3 separate regions of the Mus musculus genome follow, and regions 1 and 3 are each linked to region 2. A link is a loop called in an ENCODE intact Hi-C map of the cell type or tissue named here. Cell type or tissue: left cerebral cortex. All regions are shown on one strand.

The links. A loop is a pair of places that touch in the nucleus more often than their neighbours do. Peaks named below come from ENCODE experiments on the same cell type or tissue, not always from the same donor. Only the 100,000 strongest peaks of a DNase experiment are listed, where the experiment ranks them.
Region 1: a loop joins it to region 2, with 6 times the contacts of the local background. A loop is called at or near these places in 2 of 42 quality-filtered maps.
Region 3: a loop joins it to region 2, with 3 times the contacts of the local background. A loop is called at or near these places in 2 of 42 quality-filtered maps.

What each region holds. Positions count from the first base shown.
Region 1 is chr13:101,537,407-101,545,406 of GRCm38, forward strand. It overlaps Gm36475 (a long non-coding RNA gene), which reads left to right and starts at 2,952. Exons shown (of 4, transcript XR_382828.4): 1 at 2,952-3,210; 2 at 3,397-3,500. It overlaps Gm41043 (predicted gene, 41043), which reads right to left. Exons shown (of 2, transcript NR_168906.1): 2 at 6,371-7,406. It overlaps LOC105245613 (a long non-coding RNA gene), which reads right to left and starts at 3,188. Exons shown (of 3, transcript NR_168907.1): 1 at 3,121-3,188; 2 at 728-834; 3 at 533-635. In left cerebral cortex, a CTCF peak has its summit at 7,395 (motif pointing left); DNase peaks (open chromatin) are centred at 1,270, 3,610 and 5,432; H3K27ac peaks cover 2,628 bases.
Region 2 is chr13:101,482,445-101,490,444 of GRCm38, forward strand. No RefSeq gene overlaps it. Among named protein-coding and RNA genes, the nearest start is that of Gm36475, 54 kb to the right of the region's middle. In left cerebral cortex, no CTCF peak of the experiment used is centred here; DNase peaks (open chromatin) are centred at 1,539, 3,745, 4,782, 5,357 and 2 more places; H3K27ac peaks cover 4,396 bases.
Region 3 is chr13:101,211,522-101,219,521 of GRCm38, forward strand. No RefSeq gene overlaps it. Among named protein-coding and RNA genes, the nearest start is that of 5930438M14Rik, 17 kb to the right of the region's middle. In left cerebral cortex, no CTCF peak of the experiment used is centred here; DNase peaks (open chromatin) are centred at 1,205, 2,236, 3,829, 4,494 and 5 more places; H3K27ac peaks cover 4,606 bases.

The DNA.
Region 1 (8,000 bases), 55 kb after region 2:
CAGTGACAACATGTGATAGACCTGTACAGTGTAAGAGCCACATTCTCTCATCAGCTGATTTGATCTATATTTGAGCAAATTAAGGCCCAAAGAGGCTACCCAGTTTCAGTCTCTACTCTTGTTTCTAACATGCCCTGTGGTGGAGTGTCTGTCACAGCAAGGGAAAAAGCAGAAAGAACCTAATGACTCTTATTTTCTCCCATTCTGGCCCAACCAACCCCAGGTATGAAATGCAGTGAGTTTTGAGATAGTCAAGGCCTGGGTGTCTTGTCTTTCCAGAAGAGAGCTTTTGGCTGTGGCTTTAGCTCTACCTTGGAGCTATCTTCCTGGGAGGAGTGAATCCTGGCCAGTTGCAATTCTTCTCTGGGTAGTTCTGGGAACTGTTCAAAGCAATAGACATTGGAAAAGGGTCCAAGGGCTGTTGATTAAGGGAGAGAAATCTGCTGTGTTAGAACACAGTGTGCATCTTTGACGTACAGACCTCCATCCCCTTGAGACAGGAAGAAGCTAGAATATATGATGTAGTCAACTGTTGACTTGTAATGAGAAAGTACTAACTTTAATAAATGGGGCAAGAATGGGGTGGGAAATACTCATAGTTCTTGGTGGGCTGCACAATGACAGTCAGGAGCTACCTGTAAAGACGGGGGGGGGGCTGAATTAATTACTTTTCTCATTGTTTGACAAAATAACCAGACAAAAGCAACTTAGGAAAGAAGAAGTTTACCTGGACTCACAGTTTGAGGGAGTGTTGTCTGCTGTGGAAGGTAAGGTATCACAGCAGGCTTCATGATGAACAAGAGTGTATGGCTGAGACTCCTCACTTCCTCACAGCTTGGTGAAACAGAATTTAGAAAAGGAACAGGAAATGAATGGGGCCAGGACATAAAACCTCAAACTACCCCAACCCACCCGGTGACCCACTTCCTGCAGCAAGGGCTCATCTTCTAAAACTTCCAGAACCTTCCAAAAATAGCACAAACATGGGGGATTAAGTGTTCAAACACATAAGCTGACTTTCAAACCACAACAAGAATAAACAAAACTGCCCTTTAGCCTATGAACCTATAGCCATACCTCCATGTGTGCCTCTTAGGATCTCCCATCAGTCTTACCTGCGGTCCTTCCCATAGCTGCATGCCAAATTTGTCAGCAATCCCTCCCAAGATGGCAGATGACAAAGAGACTGAGGTACTTCCAAAGGAAGCCACTGAAGGAAGCTGTGTCTGCCAGATTGCAAAGACATTTCTAGGCCGCATGCCTTTGTAATGTGTTGCAAATCACAAGTGAGCCCATGCTGCCTACTGTTGTGTGGTGGAGGGGGATCAAGTTGGAAATTCGAGGAAGTACTTCAAAGTCTGGCCTGAATAATCTTCCATGCCTAAATTTAAAGATGTAAGCTGTCCTTGCAGAATATAATTCCCTATTCATGCTCATTTATCAAACCTTTGTCTTTATATATAAAAACATTTAGTTTTACAGAAATTTTGAGCCCCAAAATATGGGTCAGGTCGCTGGAAGTTTTACCTTCCCTTTTAATGTTTTTCTTCTAGGCATTTCATCCCATCCCAGTTACTCCCTCCTCTGCCAGAACCTCTCTCTGGGGCCACCACAAATAAGTTTCTAGGTCCTTTTGAGAGATGAATCTATTTTGAAAACACATGGCAAGTCAGTCAAGACTCCAGAGCTGTTAGCATTCACACAACCAAAGGGTTTTCAAGGTCAGTTTCATCAGTTTATGCAGATGAGATGACCTATAGTGACATGAAAGCCACAATGGAGTTACACAAAGCGTGGTTCTCAGAACTCCTGTTTCTGGAATTACCTGGGGAGCCCGTAAGCATGCCAAACCTGGGTTCTGATGCCGGAGAGTATCAGGGCTGAAGCTTTTAGTCCCCCTGTGAGCTACAGGCTCATTTGGATGGCAGACAGCCTGTAGCTTATTCCCTGCAGATTCCTGCATCATCCCCTACGTGCAGAACAACACTCCCTGGGGGCACTGAGGGGATGGGAGAGGTACTGAGTGTTGATCAACACGGATGCTTCTCTTACATTGTCTGGGAACCTTCTATGCAGACTTGCTTCCCAGCCAAGGGACACTTAGATTTTTATCTTGCCTGGAAGTCAGTCCTGGGGCAGCTTGGCCATGAAGATTGGTACTTCTTCTAAAGAATTCCCCAACAAATTGCCATTCTTTGTCAACCTTTAAGCCTTCTCTGAGAACAGAGGACATTCTCAGCCTCCCATGATTTAAGTAATCAACCAGGTCTACAAAAAGACAGTACCAGGAGGCAATATGGTCTATGTACAGATTTCCTATCTGAGACTCACAGTGGTGTATCGGATTACCCTGTGTGCTTCCATTGTCTCCTCTGGAAAATGGGACTTAATCAGTCTTTCTCTTAGTTTATTATAATAATTGAATGGAACAATGCCCACCAAATTCTCTTAAGTCTGGAATGTCAGTAAACAGAGCTGTGTCTGGCACTCACGGTGTCTTTATGCTAGTAGAAAAAGTTATCTACCCTCGGGTAGACAATGTCAGAAGATGCCTCTTTAACTGGGATGGCTCAGCATGGTATTTCTGCTGATGTCTTTCAGAAGCTGCGTGCCTGCCCAGCTAGCACCCTTTGGGCTGGGCATTTTTTACAAAACTGAAGCTGAGGCTCAGTCAATATCTGTTAGTACAGCAATGAGGTTGGGAAAGAAACCCGATGCTGAGAGAGTTCCCCAAATCTTTTACCTCCTCCACACACTCATCAGGATTCTCCCCATCTACAGGCCCAGACAGAATCACACCCTCCAAGTAGCAGGTCAGAGAGACTCAGTACCATGGTGCTTGCTCAGCAAATGCCCATCTTGAAAAGAAAAAAAAAAGAAAGAAAGAAAGAGAGAGAGAGAGAGAGAGAGAGAGAGAGAGAGAGAGAGAAAGAAAGAAAGAAAGAAAGAAGGAAGGAAAGAAAGGAAGAAAAGAGAAAGAGAAAAGAGTGAGAACAGAGAATAAAAGCATAATGTCAATGTGAGCTTTTCAGAGCTTTTTACCAGCTGATCACACTTCCTGTTTCTCTGAGGGCTTCCCTGACAGGCAACTTGCTTCCTATTTGGTCATTGCCCTCTCACCTTCCTGGGTGAGTCAGCGCAGTTGACCCCCAACACACTTCAAGCTTCTGGGCTCCCGTGTGTGCTCTGCCCATTTCCTGGTCTTCCCAGGTAATCCCCCTGCACAGAGAAGTCGCCCCGCCCCAACCACAGCCCACAGCCCACACCCCTCTGCCTCTGCGACAGCCCTGCATGCACTGGGGACGTGAGTCAGGGCATTTAACCATTCTCTCCTTCTGATGCTATTATTGGAATGCCTATTCACTCAGTTACACGCCTGCTTCCCGTATTTCGCAGGCCAGGGCTCCAGGAGCTGCTAGCCACGCACTGCTTGGTCCGAGATGCCACTTGGATGATCACATGCTGGTTGCTCAGAAGAGTGTGTGCTTCCAAGAAAGCAGGTTTGTTGAGTCCAGAGATCTCTACCTCCTTCAACTAGCACCGACCATGTGTCTGGGACATGTGCCTAGTAGTGTGCCTTGCCTCTGTGGGTGGCACAAAAGAAATTGTTCTGGATTGAATTTAGAGGAGGAGGCAGTGAAGTAGAAAGCAAAAAGGGCCCTTGCAAACACATGTGCTAAGCGAACTCTCCAGGCACAGGCAGCTGGGGAGGTCCGTGTAGGAGGAGAAAGGGGAGGGCAATTCAGAACACAGGTAGCTGTGGGGGAGATGATGGACCAGATGCCATCAGCTCAGTGAAGATGCAGAAGGGGGGCATGAGCTGGACTTGTTCCCACAAACCGAAGCATCGCCCTAAGTCTGGATTTTGCAGTTACCTCCTCTCTATGCTAGGCGATTAGCAATTCATAGGGTTTTGTTTGTCTACGCGTGTTGCTCCTTTTCCCTTTAATAGAGAAAGAAACTGAGGTCAGAGAGGTAAAAGGCCTGAACTCTCAGTTTTTCCACCAGAGCAGTGGGGTGACATACACATTCAAGAGGTCTGCCTTCTGAGCTTCATTGCCATGGGCAGGGAGAGATGCCCCCCCCCTTCACATAGCAGTGTGAAGGGGTGGGGAGAGCCTAGTTTCTGAATCTCTTTTCTTTGAAAACCTAATGTTGATCTCACTTTGTAGATGTAGGTCTTGGTTTATGCCCAGCTAACTGGACACTTGGGGAAAGTTCTGGTGCCCACTGCAGGCTGGATAAAGCTGTGGTCTTCCCAAGTTCAGGAAGCCCTCTGCCAGGCTGATCTGGCAGAGGTCTAGTTCCTGACGGTGGCATTGACTGACATCCCCATTTTCCCTACTTGACATGGACATGAAAACGTGAGCCGGAGTAGACTTACAAAACCCTTTGTCTAGGGCACTCTCAGATTTCAGGAAAGAAGGCTGGAAGTGGAAAGCAGTTCCCGGCAAGCACTCATGGGATCCCAGAACACACGGGAGCCATTTGGTCTCTTCCTTCCTCCTGACAATGGGAGGAAGTGGCAAGACCTCAGTAGCCCACTGTGGTGAGTCACAGAAGCTGGTGAGGACCCTTCAGTTTGTCACAACTGATAGAACTTCTGACTCCCATCGGCTGGGAAAGTGGGGTTAGTGCAGAGCGGTTCTGTGAATTAAAGCTGTCTCAACTCACTCTGTTCCTAGACGCAAGTCTTAGAGTAGCGGCCTCATGACCATGAACAGAGCCCTGTTGGGAAGCAGTAGTATGCAGACCCCTTCAGCATTACTGAGAGCATTATCATGTGTCTCAGTTACACTTCTGGCTCTCTATCCCAAAGAACCTGTAACGGAGAAGTGCACACATGTTTGTTCTCATGCTCACAGCAGAGGTATTTATGGTAATTTCCCAAGTGTCTGTGGGCAGGTAAGGGAAGTTTTAAATGTACCACGTGCATCTGGTGGAATATTACTGAGTCTGAAAGATGTGCTGACAGGTGGTGCCTTGTGGGAGCCTCAAGGATACCATTCTGTTCTACTTGTATAACATGTCAGGAATAGTCAGAGTTTAGAGATAGAATGTTGGAATAGTGGTTACCAGACACTGGAGAGAGGGAGACTGGGCTGTTGTTTCATGAGTACAGAATTTTGGTATTGCAAGAGGAAAAAGTTGATGCGATATGTATTTCGTCACATTTTTAATTTAAAAAATGGAAAGAATAGGCTGCATTTTGTCTGATACATGACTATACATATGTGATTAATGCAGGAATCTTAAGTTTTCCATGTAAATGGTAGACCAGTACGGAACTGGGGAGAATGGTGTTCATATAGAGGTTGGAAGCACCTCTTAGTCCTTGCTTCCATAGACAGAACGTGATGTATAGTCGTGACAAACTGAGGGAAACTGGAAGACACCCCCAAGAGCTTTCGTGACTCACCACAGTGGGCTACCCAGTTCCTGTTACCTCCTCCTATAACTGTAGGAGAACACACAGTTCAGTGTCTCTTCCAGCTTCCACCACCCTGACCCATAGAAGGAAAGGTATCTGCATTTAAAATTACCACCTGGTATGTGCTGGAGACTTCTGCAATCCTTCCAGATCCAGGGACCCTCTTTCTTAGGTGAAACCAAAGCATAGATAGACAAGCTTTTGAAATCTGACTTAAAACCTAGTATTTTAGTAGGTCCCGTTAAGCAACCTCCACCAGCCACTCCATTAAATGCTTTTAAACAAAATGAAGTGATCATTGTATGATATCCAGGGGAGGAGAGATTTACTTGGGTGGACACTGTAAAGAATGTGAACATCAGAGAGAGGGAGAGAGAGGGAGAGAGAGAGAGAGAGAGAGAGAGAGAGAGAGAGAATGAGAGTGAGTTTGTGTTTGTGTTTGGTTTGGTTTTTAAGTGTCTGTTGACCATTTTGTGGCTGGAAACGCTGGACTAGAGCTGCTCAATCAAGCAGAGATGAGAGATGCCTCAAACACCAGAAACACAAAACTCAAAACCACCACACAACTTTTGGCAAAGTGGCATAATGGGCGAGTGTGTCACAGTGGCCACTGCGCCAAGGGTAGGCCACCATACAGAGCTTCACTCTGTGTGCTTGCTTTGTGTTCTGCTCTTGTGCCTTCTGCATCTCCAAGCTGTAGGCCCTGCTTGCCCACACACTCTCCCACGATTCGGATGTGATGCCCAGTGTGATGTTTCTGAAAGCCTCCTAGACCAGTCCGTCCACAACCTAGAAATTTAGAATACAGCTGCCATATTAGTTCAAAGTTCACATTAGGTCGGAAGGTTTTGAAGAATGAAAAGTGTTGAGAGTAAGAAGAGCCTTAGGGGACATGATTGAGAATACTGAAATAAAGAGAAATCTGAAACGTGCCAGACAAAACTTTCAGTTCATCTTCTTTTTAAAAAATAACCGCCACTCGCCTATTGTACAGATCTAGTCTACTTCATTATTTGTTGGGTATTCATGGACTTCCCCAAGCTCTCAGCAAAAGTATGGAGAAATTCAGAACATGAAATCCAAATAAAGTGGATCAGCAATACGGTAACTGAATGTTGGAGTAAGTCAAGATGGGTTTCTCACCATAAAATCACCAGTCAGTTGTGCTGCGTCAGAGTGGAACCTGTTTCTAGTCTTGCAGTAACGAACCTTGACTGATGATATCTCGCTAGTTTCCAAACTCACATTCCAGTAAGTTCAAGTTGCTTAGTTGCTGTCTGTTTCACATCCAACATGAGACAGTCCTGTTAATCAACAGCAAGAGCTTCCACATGCCTGCGGCTTCTGAAGGCCAAGGGCAGTGGCCAGCCAGATGTTCACGAACAGTCCTACCCTGCAGAATGATCACTGATGGCTTTATTGCTGACAGGGGATAGCTGACCCCGCAGGTGAATAGCCATTTCAATTCATGCAGTACGGAATGGTTACCCATGATAAGAGAAATGCTAGTTTTAAATATATGGGCTTCTGGGCAAACTTTGGAATTGATCGTTACAAAGCATGATTCAAATAGATTTGAAAGGTGACTCCCTCTTCGTGTTCGCTCTTCTTCTGCTCTCTTGATGCTGGAATGAAGGGGAGCACAGATGCATTCATTTCCTCTAAGCTCTGATCATTGCTAGGAGCAGGACACTAGGAAACAGGAGAGGTGGCTTCCAGTGTCCATTCTGCCTATGTAGCCTGGAGAGTTTGAGTGCCCCTGTGAAATGGGGACAATAGTGCCTAGCTTCCCTGTACTGAGTACAAGCGGCCCAAAGAATGGCAGCATGGTGTCCTTTGTGCACTTCCTTGGTTCCTCTAAAACCGGGTCAGTTCTCTGTGTTTTTATTCCTGACCCTTCCAGCTACGTGGATCTGCAGAGCTTCACTGCACAACCATCTTCAAGCCTGACTCCCCCAGCTGGTCAAAATATGAGCTAGCAGAGGTAAAGGGAAAACAAGGCCAGTGACATCAGGGTTGATGTGGGGTACCAAATTGTAGGAAGCAAGTTAGGAAGCAGTACTGTGTACCTTTACAAAGGGGGAGCAGAGATACTTTCTGTATTCCAAGAGGCAGCAGAGACTTGTAGGTCCCTTCAGGGCAGTTCTTACTTAACACATGTGTATTCTGGTGCCAGGAAAGCTCTTCCAAGGTAGGAAAAAAAGAATCAGGGACTTTTTCCTTCTGTTGGTTTCTCTGGCCTCTGTTGGCCTCAACCCTGGCCATTAGACCAAGCAATCACACATGATTGGACTACACAGAGAATAAAAGATCCTGCTGGTTGGCCTTGGCACTTAAAGAGGAGAAGCTGAGGTTCTATGTGGAAGAAGGCTATGGCTTAGTGACCTTCAGAAAATCTCAAGAACCGTTGCCTCTGCAAAGAACAGAGAGGTGAGTTTGCCTCTGCTTAATGGGGTCCAGACTTTCCCCTTCCATGTTCCAGCATGGGTCACGATCCATGAGCTAGAACCCTTCATGCTACTGCCCAGAACAGGCACTGGGCCTTGCCTTCTGGGGTTGCTTAGTAGGT
Region 2 (8,000 bases):
GTTATCACAGCTATTCTGGAATCTTTTGCAGGGTATCTGTAGGCTGTCCGCTTTGCTTCCCTTCTAGTAGCACTTACTATGGTATAGAGGACATGAGTGGGTAGAGCAGACGCTACTAAAACATGACCTCACACTCTTGAGTGTGCTGTAAGAACCATTGTTGGTAGTTCTTAAAAGGACACAGGACTACCCTCTTTTTTTCCCCAACGTTCGCTCACTGCTGCTGTTTCAGGTGTGGTTTTATATCAGTAAGGGCAGAAACAGATCCCAAGGTCCTGTGATCTCACTGAAGGGTGGGAAAGATCCATGGATTCTCTTCCTCTTACAGAACTCTCCTGGACCCTTGAAAGGGTCAGAGTTACAGGGCAAAGAGTACAGAAATTTGGGGACTGTCAGTTACTTCTTAATTCGATGCCTCCCATTTTAATCAAATCATCTAAACACTTTGTACTTTGTCGGTGCCTTTTACTAAGAAGGCAAACTATAGAGCCCAAAAATGTAAGCTCGTAAGAAACATCCAATAAGTGGTTCATTTAAATCATTTTTCAAGGAAATACAAGTGACAAATTCATGAACTTAGGTTTGTTTCGCATGAGTTGATGTTTTGGGACCACTCCCTGCCTTCTTCCTGGCCATTCCTCTTGCCAAACTTTCATCCAGTCCTTTATGAAAAGCCTTCCAAGTAAGCTATACTTCCATTTGCCTGATATGTTTCCAGTAGAAGAACTTTCCTGGACTCAGGGAAGCAAGGTATGAGGGTCTGTGGTATGTACTCTTGTATGCTACGGATTTCCTTACCCATACTCCTTTGTTCTCCACAAGTCGCCTTGTCACAAATCAGTATTGTACTTCTGCAAGTTGTCAGGATGGAACCCATGAGTTCAAATCATGACCCTACCCCAATTAGTTAAGTGTTTTCCACAGGAACCACAGATTAGTAATCTTTTTAAACCAGGGTGTTGTGTGCAAGTGTGTGTGTAGAGGGGCGAGGGGTGGCTTCCACAAAGGAAAGCATGAGAACATGTCATACAGAAACTTACATTTGGTTCTCAGAGTCATTGGTCCTTTTGGAGGCTCAGGGGGAGCTCCAAATCTCAAGCCTGTGTTTTCAAAATATGGACATAGTCATTATATTAAACACTTTTGCACCCTGTGGCTGAATGCCCCACAGAGCGATTTAAGGGGTGGGAAGATTTTTCCTGGCTTGTGGTTCCAGAGTTAAAGAGCAGTGCTGTGGGAAGGCATGGCAGAGTGGCTCTCTCTGCAGCAGCTGGAGGTCACAACCACCACAAGCAGAATGTAGAACAAATAGCCAGAATTACATAGACTGGATGTCATCCTAGGCCCGCTCCTAGGGACCTGCTTTCCCCAGAAAGGCTCTGCCTCCTAAGGTCACAGCATCTGCTGGGGAACAAGTGTTCGAAACACCAGCCTGTAGAGAACACTACACATGCAAACCATAATAGTCATTCTCTCTCCTCCCTTCACTCTTACTTTGGCAAATTCTGGTTTCTTGGAGTCCTTTGGCCTAGTCAGTGGTTTCTCCATGGGAAAGAAAGGCTTGGCAGCCACCCAACCTCAGACATCACGATGCAGCACTGAGTAGAAAAGCTGCCCTTTTAATTCTGCAGTATGACATAAAGCTTGTAACGAGGGTTTTGAAAAGGAGAAAAGCCTTCACCATTCTAAGCTTCCCTTTAGTTATCAAGAGTCAAGGCTGACATGCCACCACCATGCAAGATGAAAAACCCTGTGTAGACCTCAATAGATATGACCAGTGTTTGACAGAGGTCAATGCCTTGTCATTATAAAAATGCTCAGCAAACTGGGTGCAGAAGGAATGTGCCTCAACAGTAAAAAGCCACACACCAGCCAGCCACAATCCACTGTCACTGCCTCCATTCAACATGGCTCTGGGAATATTAGCCAGAACAACGACGTGAAAGAAAAAAATCAAAGCATCAAAATTGGAAAGGAAGACATCAGATAATCTCTATTTGCAGCTGACATGGTTTTATTCGTAGAGAACCTTGAAAGTTCCAGAAGAATAACTGGCCTCTAAACGTTTGTTGTTGTGATTGTTTGTTTTCTGACATTTCAGGGTACAAAAAAAAAAAAATACAAAAAAAATTCAGCTGTGTTTATATAGAATGTAAGCAACTATTCAAAAAAAATTTTTAAGGAAATAATTCCTGTGTGCTACAACATCAAAATGCTCATTATGTAGGGATAAGTTTAAGTGAAAAAGTTAAAAACTTACAAATGAAAATTATAAGACATTGATGAAATAGATTAAAGAAGACAGGTGAAACAGATGGGAAGAGAGATGTTAAACTGCCCATCATGTGCGTGCCATCTGCAGATTTAATGCTATACTTCATCGAAAACCCAGATTATTTTTGCAGAAATAGAAAAAAACCCACATCTTAAAATTCATATTGAAACTCACAGGAGCTACAGAGCTGCAGTTAGACTTTGATAGTTTTTTTTTTTTTAATCTCTAGAAGACATAAAAAGTTGACAACACACATGGAAAAGTGACCTATATCAGTCAAAGTCCAAGAACTGTGAATAAAACCACAAGTTGTCATTGTGCCATAGTTCCTAGTGTAACTGTTACCAAAAAAAAATAATCAAAACTTCTGGTGAGGTTATTGAAAGATACAATGCTTAGACACTGCTGACTGACATGTAGCTCAGTGACGTCATAATTGGTAACATGATGAAGGTTCCTCAAAAATTAAAATGTATGTATATAGGAGTGCCCAATTACATGATAGTTATCTATATATACATATAGTTTACACATATATATGAAATAAAACCAAAGAATTGTCTGCATTTGCTTATTAATTTTAGTACTGCTCACAATAGCCAAGATAGGGAATTAGGGCCAGTAATGTGGCTTAGCAGCTAAAGAAACTTGCCACCAAGCCTAAAGTCCTGAGTTCTATCCCTAGAACCCACATAGTAGAAGGACCAAATTGAGTTTTGGGTTGTCCTCTGACTCCCATAGATGTTTAACAGTATGATCATGTGGGCGTGCATACAAATAGTGTTAAAAAAAGATAGGAAATCAAAAGTGGCCACAAATAAACACATTTTTAAAGGAAATATGGTACATGTAATATGCAATAGAATTCTATTCAATATACAAACATAAGATATTGTATGTGGTACACATAATACACACATAGAATTTAATAGGCCTAATGTTGTTAATGACAACATGGATGAGGCTGAAGGACATTGTGCTAAGCTAGAAGGCCAGGCATGGACACGAAGATACTGAATGATCATAAAATGGATTCCTCATCTCACCTCTTAGACTTCTCAAACCTTCTACTTGGGATCATGATAGATTCATTCTTACAGGTCATCTAAGGCTGTCCACCAAAACACACACACACACACACACACACACACACACACACACACCAGTAGACACACTACACTGGGCCAGCCATCAGCTCCAGTAACAGTCCTACACAGGGTTTATGAGGCCTAAGCAGACAGACTTCAGAACCTACTGCCTGAAGCACTCCTTGTTTGAGGCTGAAGTCATCTGACTAAAAATACATTCACCAATCAACACCTCCCTGTTGTTTTTAGCTACACGGATGCCGAGGGCAGAGTAACATCTCCAAATAGACTTCAAAGAACGCACGGTTCTTCAGGACACTAATTCACACCGGCCTTGTGTAGGGGCAGAAGAGATGCGTAGCACAGGTACCGAGAAAGTCACCAAGCTAAAGGTGTCAGCCTGTGAAATGAAATTGTTCTTTTGCTGACAGTGCTTGTGTCAACTGGTCTTCCTTGTAATCACAGGATGCTCGTAGATCGTGATCACAAAAGTTACCAGTAGTTTGGAGAGCAAGTTTATAGCAGCCATTAAACCATTTGTTTAATTTGGTACTATTAGGCAATAGAAGAAACTCGCCATTCCCCAATGAGTTTGTAGCATATCTTTGTGGTTCTGTGAGCTTCTCGACAGATGGTTCTTGCAGATGTGGCTTATTTTGGTCATTTCTGCTGTTACCAGGATGCAAATCTCCCAAACACACACTTTAGAGTCCAAAGACAGTCTTCATAGTAAGTTTCTTAAATCCAGATGTTTTACTGTTGGATCAGTTTTCATTTTGCTATGTGAATCCTCTGGCCTCATGAGAAGTCTGTGTTTGGGGGTGTCTATAACAATAAACAAGAGTATATATCATATATCTCTATCTATCTATCTATCTATCTATCTATCTATCTATCTATTCATCAAAATACAAACCATTAACTTATTCCCACTTCATGTTATATGGCAGGGTATTCATCGTTTCAGTCTAGACCAGACACTGGGGGTTACTCAAGTCTTCCTCAAGAATGCATTCACCTTTGCCCTGGATGAGAAAGTGCTAAAATCATTGCAGTTTTCACTCTTTCCACTACTAAGAGTTCAGAAAGTTAGGGGCTGCAAGATTGGAGTTTTCCATTCCTATAAGTCTAATGGAGGTGGCTCAAGGAACAACTCCTGCTCCTTGCCAGTTACTGACCTAATTTCTCTGCATTTTCAATCCCAAGTTTGTATGCATTTATAAGATGCAAATTCAGTATTTACTTGAATCTGTTTGACTAAAAAAAAAAAAAAAAAAGCCTGGTAAAATTCCAATTCTGGAAAGGTTTGTCTTTGCTTTTCTGACTCAGGATCCATGTTTAGAAAAGGACGATAACAACAGAGCCCTCTCCAGATGCATTCAAAGTGAGTGGAGGTTTCATGCCCAGGGAACAGGAGTCTACCGTGGTTAGATGTCTAGTTTCTACAAGTGTAGAATATACTTCTTACCACTTCCAGCTGCCCTACTATGTGTTGAATTCAGTGACAGGTAAGTAAACAAGCATGAAATTTTCAGTCTCCCACTTAGAGGTCTTTCCTTGGATGCTTCTCCCTGTGGTCTGCCAAGCTACGTTCTGAATAGCCTGGTTCGGCTCAGTCTTCTTTTCGGAACTTACCACATGTATTGTGTCCACCTGTTCTCACCCAATTCTGATGCTGCCTTGGTGTATTGTGAAATTCCTCATCTTCTGGCCCCTTTTTGATGCCTGATCTAGTTATGGACAGAAATACCAAACTCACAAAAGGTTCTCCCCATCCTCAGAAACCCCCCTTTATGTGTATGTTACTCCTGATACAGCAGAGACCACCTGTCAGCGGAGCTACTAAAGGTTCAATGTATGAGGGGTTTTTTTCCCCTTCTCTCTCTCTTCTCAAGGCTCAATTTTCTAGGCAATTTACATTTGAGACTGCAGAGTAGTGGGTGTGTGGCTGCTTCCAACTTTCCCTGAGTGGTGATGTAATCGTGGAGCAGCCATCTGTAGTTCCTCCATCTGGTTGGTGAAGGCTGCTCTTGCCAAACCAGGAGCAATGCACCAAGGCCAGTCTCACCTTTCCAAAGCTGTGACAGGCAGTCTACCATCTCTGGGTCTTCAGAGTAGATGGCTTATAGATGGGCTATATTTATTCCAGTGCTAGGAAAGACCTGCAGAGCTCTGTGTCTTGATATCTTCATCAATAACATGGAATGAACCTGTCTCCCCTTATAAATTTGATCTGAGGATTGGGAAGCATACAGACAGCTTTTGTATATGGCATGAGCTTGGCATATGATAAATGTCCTCATTCCCTCTGTGGCATGATCATCTTGGGATTCTCACTGTTAAGCTACAGTCTGATTCCCCCCCCCCCCATTACTAGAACCAACTCCATGGCAGCATCTTGCCTTACTGGGATTTACATAGGATGCTAGAGCATTTAAAATAACAAAACTATGATCTTGGTGATGGACCTGCCACTCAACTGGATGACTTTAGATTAGCACATTTTTTTTCCAGGAAAGCAAAAAGATTAACTTGAAGAATTGCTAAAAATCTATGCTTCTACCATAACATCTGCTGAAGGATGTGATGAGAGAATGCATACTCTGCATGAGAAGTGAGCCTTCTTTCTCCCTTAAATGGATGCGTGCTATCTTAAAGGCTCTGTGATCACATTGTGGACTTCTTTCCAATAGGCTCACTCCGGACTCCAGCCTAAATCATGAGGTGGCTTCTCAGACTCATAGAGGGATGGTATCTTTTAACACTGACGTCTCATTCCGAGACCAAATCCTATGAAGCAATTCCTATGACCCAATTTCCATGAAAGCTTCTATTGCTCTTACTGCATCTGTCTGGTGACTCCGTGAGTGAGAACTGAGGCCTGCTGGGGAGGACGAAAGGGAAGAAGGGAAACTTGGATTCAAGTTCAACAGCTCACCATGTGTCACTCACAAAGCTGACACTGGACACTCATGCGCATAATTAGGGAAGACACATTCGAGGACTTTCCCTACCTAGTAACAATGCAGTGAAAGGACTGATGCTGGGGATTGCTTTGAGATTGGCAAGTAAAAAAATGTGATGTGGGTTCCATGGCAAAACTGCCAGTTCTGTTCATATTAACATCTCTATATAAAAGGAAAGATCCCCCCTTCAAACTCTTGACTTAAAACTGAACCATATACAGTACAACCAATCTAGATGCTACCTTTGAGTCTGCATGAAACAGAGCCTCAAGAAAGAGTTCACTGTTTGTTCCTAATACCATCACAAGTATCTACCAGGTATCTAATAAGGCACCTGTGGTGCTTGGCTCATGTGAAGTGGCGCTGTTAGAATGTGTGGCCTTGTTGGAGGCAGTATGTCACTGTGTAGGCAGGCTCTGAGGTCTCTTAGTGCTCAGGCTCCTCCCAATTCTGAAGAGAGCCTCCTCTTGGCTGACTTTGGATCAAGATGTAGAACTCTCAGCTCCGCAAGCATCATGTCTGCTTACACGCTGCCACACTTCCCACCACGATAATGGACAGAACCTCTGAACCTGTAAGCCAGCTCCAGCTAAATGCTCCCATTTCTAAGAGTTGCCTTGGTTATGGTGTCTCCTAACAGCAATGAAACCCGTCCCTTATGAATGCTGAGGTGCAGAACCAGTTGTAACTTCACCTATACCTTTCAAGAACAGGAACCTGGAACTAAATCCAGGTGTTAATAATTATTTGAAACTGGGCAAAGGTCTAACCAGTAGGAGGGAAGATGTAGAAACAGGTGTCAAAATTAAAAATTATTGTTTAAGTTGAAAGATAAGCTCAACGACTTGTGGCTCTAACTCCTACTTCAGTATATTCCCTTACTCGGTGTCTGGAAGACAGGAGGGTCATGGGTCTCATCTGACAGAAGTGCCAGCTACTTCAGTTTTTACAAGTTCTTTGAGGAGTTACAGATAGACTCAGAAACAGCTGTTAGGAGCCAACTCAGATGCATGTGGGCATAGCCAATGTGCCCTACTTTGTTGGTTTGGAAGGTAGAATGATGCCACATGGCTTTGAATGCCCAATTTATAATAATCCCATTCCTTTGTTCTCCCTGAGAAGTTTGTACCTTGGTTCCTGACTGTTGCTTATGAAAAGTCTGAAAATCTTAGCCCACATTCCCTCATGGCAGAGATAACTGTTCTTGCTGTGTCTATGATAGAATCAGAAATTCTGTCAATGTGATACAAGCAGAGAGGCTGCCTGGGCCACAGGTGCTTGAGCCAGAGATGGCTGGAAGGCCAGCTGCTTGTCCCCAGAGTAGCCTGTTCCACCCAGCATGGAGGCTCGGTGCCTTAGCAGCAGGGCCACAGCAAGGCAAGTTTTCTTTCCCACATATTAAGTCATTTTCACCAGGCAAGGCCAGGTGTGAGGAGACTGAGTGAGGAGAGGGGAGCATCAGGGTCAGACAGCTCCCCTCGGACAACCTTGACTCTCCTGTTGAATTTGAATCACTCAATACCTGATGGTTTTCTTCCTGGGTTCCCACTTCAGTGTCCTTTTCTGTTAAAGTAATAAAGCAAAAAGTATTTTAATGTTTCAGAGATATCCCAATAATAATAATAATGGAAGGAGTCTGAATTTCTTTGTTCTTCAACTCCTCTGAATCCC
Region 3 (8,000 bases), 270 kb before region 2:
CCCTCCCAAAGATGCTTCAATCTCACTCAAACAGAGAGATAAAATATTGACCAGAGGTGAATGAAGGGAGGGAACTGAGTTGAAGAAGGGATAGGGAGAAGAACGGGGTGGGGTGAGGGAGGTCAGGTGTAGGGAGGGCCAGTGAGAGAGGACAGGGAGAGTGAGCAGAATTTCATTCTTAAGAATGTCATAGCACAGTGATTCTTGACCTTCCTACACTGCAACCCTTTAGCAGGGTTCCTCATGTTGTAGTGACCCTCAACCATAAAATTATCTTCATTGCTATTTCATAAGTGTACTTTTGGTACTGTGGCGGGGGGGAGGGGTCCTGTTCTATAGTTAGCCTACATTGGGATAACTCACCAAGGAAAAGGAGCCAGTGAATCTTTTATTAGAGAATGCAGCCAACCAGATCTCAACAATACCTTTGAATTTTAGTTGATGTTGAGTTGTCCCTAAAAAAAAAAGACAGTGTTGAAATAATGGGGCCCAGGAACATAGAACAGTGCATGGGGCAGGTGAGCCCAAGGCTCAAATGATTTCTGGGATGCTTTCAGGAGCTAGTGGCCGCCAATTGACAGAAAAATAAAAACGCAGGCAGGGGAAAACAAAGGGGAGACCAGTATATCAGCTCTGCGCATCTGCTCAGCTTTCTGTACTTTGTTCATGAATTCCAAACGGTTCTTATGGTGGATTGGAGGAGCGTTCTCAGCCATTCATTTGTAATCCCTAGGTCTCCCTAGGCAAGCTGGCATCAGATAGCTACCTCCTGCATTTCTGTGTTTGTTTCCTGACCTGTTCTCACCCTAGGACTTCTGTGGTCAGTTATAATGCAGGATGTTGCAGCATAGTGCAATGTTCCCCAGGGGTAGCAGGAGGGCATCATGAAGTAGCCAGAGTGGCTGTCATAGAGCCCACTGGTATAACTTTGCTATTTGGCTAACATCCTACATGTTCACAGATGGACTCCAAATCTTCCGTGACTTTGATGAGTGATCCCCACCCCCCGCTCCCAGGCTTTTTATCTGCTCCCAAAAGTTCAAGGCTTAACTTTTCAGTTGGTAGCTTCTAGTAACTTGAGTGTTCTGGAGGAAACTGTTCTGGGAAAATTTTCCATGAATTCTTTCCATTTGCATAAATTAAAGAGGAGGAAAATGGAGCGTGAATGGAGAGTGTGTGGGAGCAGGTGAATTGTTATCAGGAGCTCAGGCAGCTGTGTACCCCAGTATACTGCTCAACGCCTTCTGTTGGAAGGGGACTAGCTATGGATTAGTGCCAAACAGGTTTTTCTGCCCGATCCAGACCTTCATCCTGTAGCTTCCATTCTGCTAAGGTATCTGCAACTTACTTCTTAACTCAGTGGCAGCCAAAGTTGAACTTGAGTTCTGTGTCTAAGTAGAAGCCAAAAGAATTTTTTCCTGGGCACATCAAATGCAGATCTCTGATGGTCAGGGGCTCAGACTCTCCTGAAGCCTCTACTTATAAAAGTGGGACAGAGTAAGTGCTGGACCTCTAGTGTGCTAAAACCCAGCTGCTTAGGCCAGGAGAGACCTTGCAAAACTAGGACAGACATGCGTTGAAACAGGGCCTTTTGCTGTAATGGGCTTGGACCGTTATAATCTTGGAGAGGAAGAAGCAACTCAGTTTATTTCTACTGCGAGATAATTCTCTTTGTAGCTGCATTCCTTTCTTGCTTGAGAAGACTCTGTCTTCCTGGCTGAGTAAAGGGGCAGCGTGCACATGCTCCTTTGTTCGGAAACAAAGCTCTCACACTGATGGGTGTTTTGATTGACTTCTGAGACCCTTTGGTAGTAGTGGATGCTGAACAAACCTCATTACTCTGAGACTTTTTTGGGTGTGAATCCTCTCAGAACCCTTGAATGAACTGTGCAAACATCTAAGGCTGGCTTCAGTTGCTTCTGCCTCAGTGGGGCTGACAGTGAGCTGTGGCGCTGATACGACATTTATATTCTCAACAGCATGTTAGGGCTGCTTTTACATTATTTATTTATTTAATTTTTTTTAATGTCAATTAAACCACTGTGCAGCCAGTCCAGGACGCTTCCCAGCAGAATACGGGTCTGAAAGAGAAGTGCATTCGCTGGTAAATGAAACCCCAATGGGGACAAAATTAACAGGAGGCCTGTTGTAAACTCAGGGGCCCTCCGCTTCTCTCTCCTGTCCTCAGTCTGTGTTTGCACGCGGAAGCTTTTTCTCTCACACAGAAGCTCAGTGAAGTAACTGTTCTCACTAGCTGGCAACGGGCCAGCTTGCTCAGAGGTGTGAAGAGAGATCTGGGAGTGGATAATTAAGTATCTAAGCAGTTGAAAATTTGAAATTGTCAGGAGAGAGGAGTTGTCATTAACTCACCAGGTCTAACTCTTAAACATATTTATTGAGTTTTTTTTTCTCTTTTGTCCCCGTTCTTGCCAGTGAGAAGAACAAACAAACAAACAAACAAACAAAAATTTGAAAGAAAATTCCTCTTCAGTCTAGAGCAGTGGTTCTCAGCCCTCCTAATGCTGTGACCCTTTAATACAGTTCCTTATATTGTGCTGACCCCCAGCCGTAAAATTATTTTTTTTGTTGCTATTTCAGAAGTATAATGTTGTTACTGTTACAAATCATAATGTAAATATCTGTGTTTTCTTACGGTCTTAGGCAGCCCCCAAGGGACTCGTGACCCACAGGTTGAGAACCAGTTTTCTAGATCTTCTTTGCCCTGGATTCAGCTCTTTAAGGAAGGGGTTGCACAGCAGTTCTGAGCAAGCCATTAGTAGCAAAGTCCTTGGACTCTTTCCAGCCTGCCTGTGGTCTCCTGCTGGGCCATCTCCCAGAGCTGGTCCTGTTTTGGGTGGGAAAGGATGGTGCCATCTTGAGGCTCTTCCTGTATGCTCTCTCCTTCTCCCAGGGGGAACTGGCATATGGTGCAGGGTTACTTCATTTAAGAATAAATGGGATATTGAGAATTTACATAAAATTACTTAGTGTGATGGCTATTCTTGTTTGTCAACTTGATATCCAGGATTAAGTAAAGCCCAACTGGCTATGTACACCTGTGGGGACTTTTTTTTTTTTTTTAATTAAATCATTTGGAGTGGGAAGACGACTTTAATTCAGATCTTTTGAAGTGTTGCCACCTTTAATCTGGGCCATACCTGGTGGCAACCCATACAAAGGACATGAAGATGGGCACTTGCTTTCTTTGCCTATTTGCCCTTACCTTGCTTAGCAAGTCCACTCTTTTGCTGTCATTAGAGCCTACTTCTTCAGGATTCCAGCGTCTCCTGAAGATCACCTAAGATGGAACAGTTACTGTATTCTTGGACTTTCTGTTGTTGGACAGCCATTGTTGGACAGCTGGACCACAGCCTGTAAACCACTCTAATAAAAATCTCTCTCTCTCTCTCTGTATCTCTATGTGTGTGTGTGTGTGTGTGTGTGTGTGTGTGTATATGAAGCTTCCAGACCAAATTCTTTCCAGGTTTAAACTCCAAGTAGTCTCTTAAATATCCTGGATTCTGAAATATATATATTTCATATGAATGAAATATAGGTATTTATTTCATATATATATATTTCATATATATAATTCTATCAGTTCTGTTTCTCTAGAGAACCCTGACTAATATACTTGGTGAGAAGTGGGTAGGGCTGAAGGCAGTTTAGATTAAAAGGGAATCCTTCTGTGATTTTTTTTTAAAAGTAAAATATTGAATCTTTTTTTGAAGCACATTATCACATCCCGATTTATCCCATTTAAATCTGGAATACCACATGGAGGCTTGACTTTATCTGGAGCACACATTCACAGAGCTAGTTCAAAGCCAGAATGTCCTCCCCACCCCCCATGCCCCACCCCCGGGGCTGAAGAGACACTCCTCTGAAACAGTGTACCTGCTGGTTTCTGGATGCTGACACTGGCATGCTCTGAGTGGGCACCCGCTGCATGCTTATTGAATCCATGGAAAGAAGGGTCAAATGAGACATTAACGTTTAAAATGTGACCAAAGGGACAAGATTTCAGGATTCGGGATTAAGATGGATATTTGAGAGGCTGCTTGGGGTTTAAATTTAGGAAGAATCTGGCCTGGGATTTTCATGTAAGAGCTGGGTCCTATTCTGCCTAATGGACTGTAACATAATCCTTTTCACTCTCAAGCAGCCCACAGCAGCATCTACACAGCATAGTCACCCGTGACAGCTTCCTAGTGAGGGTGGGTTCCGGTTGTATTCCTTTCTCCGTGTCAGGACATGGCTTCAAATTCAGGCACAGGTCAAGGGCTGCTGACAAAGCATCATCAACACCGTGTGCTGCATGCCATGGCCTCCTCTCGGGAAAGCCTCAGTGGGAGGCGGTCCAAACAGGGTCCTGCCTGGAGTATCCCTTACGGAGAAGCAAGGGCTCGGTTCTTAGAAACTGACTCTCCCGTTCAGGTTACACGTGGGGGGAAAACCAGGGTTGCCTGTTTGAATGGCACACTCTCTCAGTGCCTGTTTCCAAACTCCAGCTGAGCTGACATGTGGTGGACATGATTTCAACTCGGGAGCAGGTTTCATTTAATCCACAGGGCATCTGAGTTACACGGGAACCAAATGAGAAACAGACGTGACTACAGGTGCCTTTCGCCCTGCTCTTGGGCAATGAACTCAAAGGTGTCTTTGATTTCAGTAAGAAATTTGGCAGGGAGCTTGTTCATAAAGTGGTTTCATTGCAGTGGCTTTTGGTAAAAAGGCTTCTCTCTCCTTCCACTTGACTCGTACCACACACATTCAAATATACATAAAACTCCCATCAGGAAGAGTAGCAGCACTGTGCTAAAAATAAAACTTAAATTAAAAGCCCACTTCAGTAACCTGTAAGTTTCCCATTCTTCCTGCTAATGGTCATTGGTTTTTCTCACCTTGGATGGCCTGATTTCAAATAGGTAATTATTACCAACAAGTCCAGAATAGTGTCAGACCTATTGTGTAAATTATACGGCTTTTAAATATATTGATGAGTCAATATTTAACCAAGGCAGGTTAAGTCAGTCAACTCCAGCAGGGACAAACCACATTTGTTCTGTAAGCATGCAGCTGGAGAAGGGCCTGGGAGTGGGCCTGGCAAAATCTCGATTTCCTGGACCCAAAGTTCTTGTACGATGGGAGCAAGTTCTGTCCTCATATGGCTCAAAGGCCAGGCCCTTTGGAAAACTCTTTTGTATTCTCCAGCCATGCGTATGTTAAAGGCAAAGGAGACTCACTCTGAGATCCAGATAAGCTAAAGGCCTGGACAGAGAAGTGGCCCATTTGTCCACGTGTTGGAAGCAGGGAAAATGTGTGTCATTTCTACCCGCAGGCCTGTTGACTTTGGGCAAGACACATTACATTTCAGGCACTCAACTGCCTCATTTGCAAAACCGTAAAATAGAAGCCTGGACGTATTCAGGACATTGTTATCCTTTAGGGCTTGATTCTGTGAGAAGTTTGACTTTGATTGTGACTCCTGGGTGGAAAGCACTGTAGGTGGCTTTTCTCACTTAGAAACCCTAAACCGTATCTGTCCAAGTCTGGGTGCACAGGTTGTGTGCATGGTGCGATGCCAGCAAGAACAGCTCACGCAGACTGCGAACTGGATGGTAACCTCCACACCTCAAGTTGTGCAATGGTGCCACCCTGCCTTGAAAATGCAGTCTATCTTCTTTCCTCCTAACGAATAGACTGAGGTTGTAAGATTTTTTTTTTTCTTTTAAATTCCTGTGTTTGCTGGAATTCTGCCAACTTCTTCCCTCAGCCTCCTTTCTGAGGAGACTTTTTTTCATCATCCAAAGCCCTGATTAGAATAAAACTAACAGCTCGTTTAAAGGGTAATCATTCCCACTCCAATGGCTTCTGCTCTGACAATGAGAAGAAGAGAGTCAGAATGGGAGTCCTGCCTGATGCAGGCTGTTTTCAGTCTTCTCCAATTTATAGACCTAGGTTTAACCTAATTCTCATGATGAAAGATTCAGAGGCTGGGCGCTGGGGGATGATTGGGGGATGAGTGTGGGGCTGTAATAAATGGGATTCGCCTACTTACCAAAGAGATCCCACCCTTTTTCTTACCTCTTTCACCATGTTAGGACAGACAGAGAAGATTGGCATCTGAACGGGCCCTCAGTAGGGTTTGAGCATCCCAAGTTCCATAATTGTAAGGACTAAAGCTCTGTTGTTATAAACTCCCTCCTCAGAGTCTCCGGTATTGTGTTATAGTACCTTTACTAAGATACACACCAAGCTATGTTGCTACCCTTCTCTGACATAGAACATGGCGGACAGGGTGGTCTCAGATGACGTCTTTTTGGTGTATTGGAGATGAGTATTCTTTGTATTTTTGATACATACGGATATAGATAGAAAACCTTTATCTGTTGTACAGGTCCATCAGAAACTTGGTAGCTAGTGAAATGGCGGAGTGGGCCTGGTTTGATTCCCAGAATCCACATAATGTAAAGAGAGGTCTAACTCTTACAAATTTTCTTGTGTGCCACACACACACACACACACACACACACACACACACACACACACACACAAAGTTTAAAAATGTAAAGTAAAATGAAAACAAAACCTTAATAGGTGCCATCTGCAACAGAGAGCTGGATTCATGCTTGTATGCAGATATTTTTAATCTTTAACTGGGGCTGATCTTATCTCAGCCTCAAGCTGCCTGGGAAATATAGGTTCCTGTGCAACAATCGGTGACTGACTCTGTCCCCACTTGTGGATACGAGGGTCCCTGGGGTTCTTCAAGCTCTCCTGTCCCTTGTAGGGAGCAGAACTGGATTAAAAATATTGCTGCCTAAAAATAACAAGTGGGTACTGACGAGCTTTTTTTTTTTTTTTTTTGTTACCATTGGGTATGGATTAACTCTTCTTTTTCAGAAACCAGATTAATGTCTAAAGTCTTGGGGGCGGGGTTCCCTCAGTTGGAAAGGTGTTTTTGTCACCCCCACGCCCCTCCTGCTCGGAGGCAAGCTACCCTTTGCCAAGTCCTCCCTTTGTCAATTCTTGCAGCTGCAGGCATTTAGCTTCAGGGTGTGTCCTAGGGACAGGCAGGCTTACTCTCCCATGCCTATCAGGCTGTTTGCCCTCTAATGATGAGATAATCTGACTTTGCATGTCAGACCTGTCTCATCACTGAGTCCTGCTCAGTCCCTCTTCCTGAGTATGTGTGTGCTTTTTTTAAATTTAATTTTATTTTATTTTTTTAGCGTGAGTGTTGGTTTTGAAGGCTTTTTCATTTCACGATCCCCTCAGGTTCTTGCTTCCAAACCTTGCAGGTTTTGCAATATGAATTTGAATCCTGACTTGGCAATTTCTGGTTATATGACCTTTGGAAAGGTGTTCTATTCTTTGGTAGGAAGCTTCCTCCTCTATACAAAATGCATACACAATTGTGCCTATCCTAATAGCTTTCTGAACCACTCAAGGCAATGCTGCAATACCCCAGTCTGCTGCTCAACACACAGAAAAGCCAGGGTGGAGGGCTGGTATGGCTCAGGATTGAGTCTTATGAAGTGGATGCCACACTCCCGTTCCTTCAAGCCAGTGTCTCTCCCAGCGATATCAGTTTTCCTAAGCACTGCTCATGTGCACAGTTGGTACTTTGATGGGCCTCTGGCTTCTATGTCTAATTTCATCCTGTTACAATCTATCCCATACCTTTCTCAAAAATTAATTGAAAGCACATCAATTTTTGCATATGAAACCTTTAAGTGATACCAAACTTCCCGTTGGTACAAGCAACTATCACATAGCAAAATTCCAGCTGAAATATCCAAATGTGTTTCTTTCCATGACCTAAATGTACCAACACTCCCTTAAAGTTTACCCTAGACGTGTGAGCGTGTCTGCTCTGCCAACTCTCTTTTACACAGGAGCAGCTGCATGTACAGAAACAGATGGTTCTGTGAGTTGGGCTGTTGACCCAATGGCTGCTATTTTGTGACCAAAAATGTATGACCACGCTTTAAATG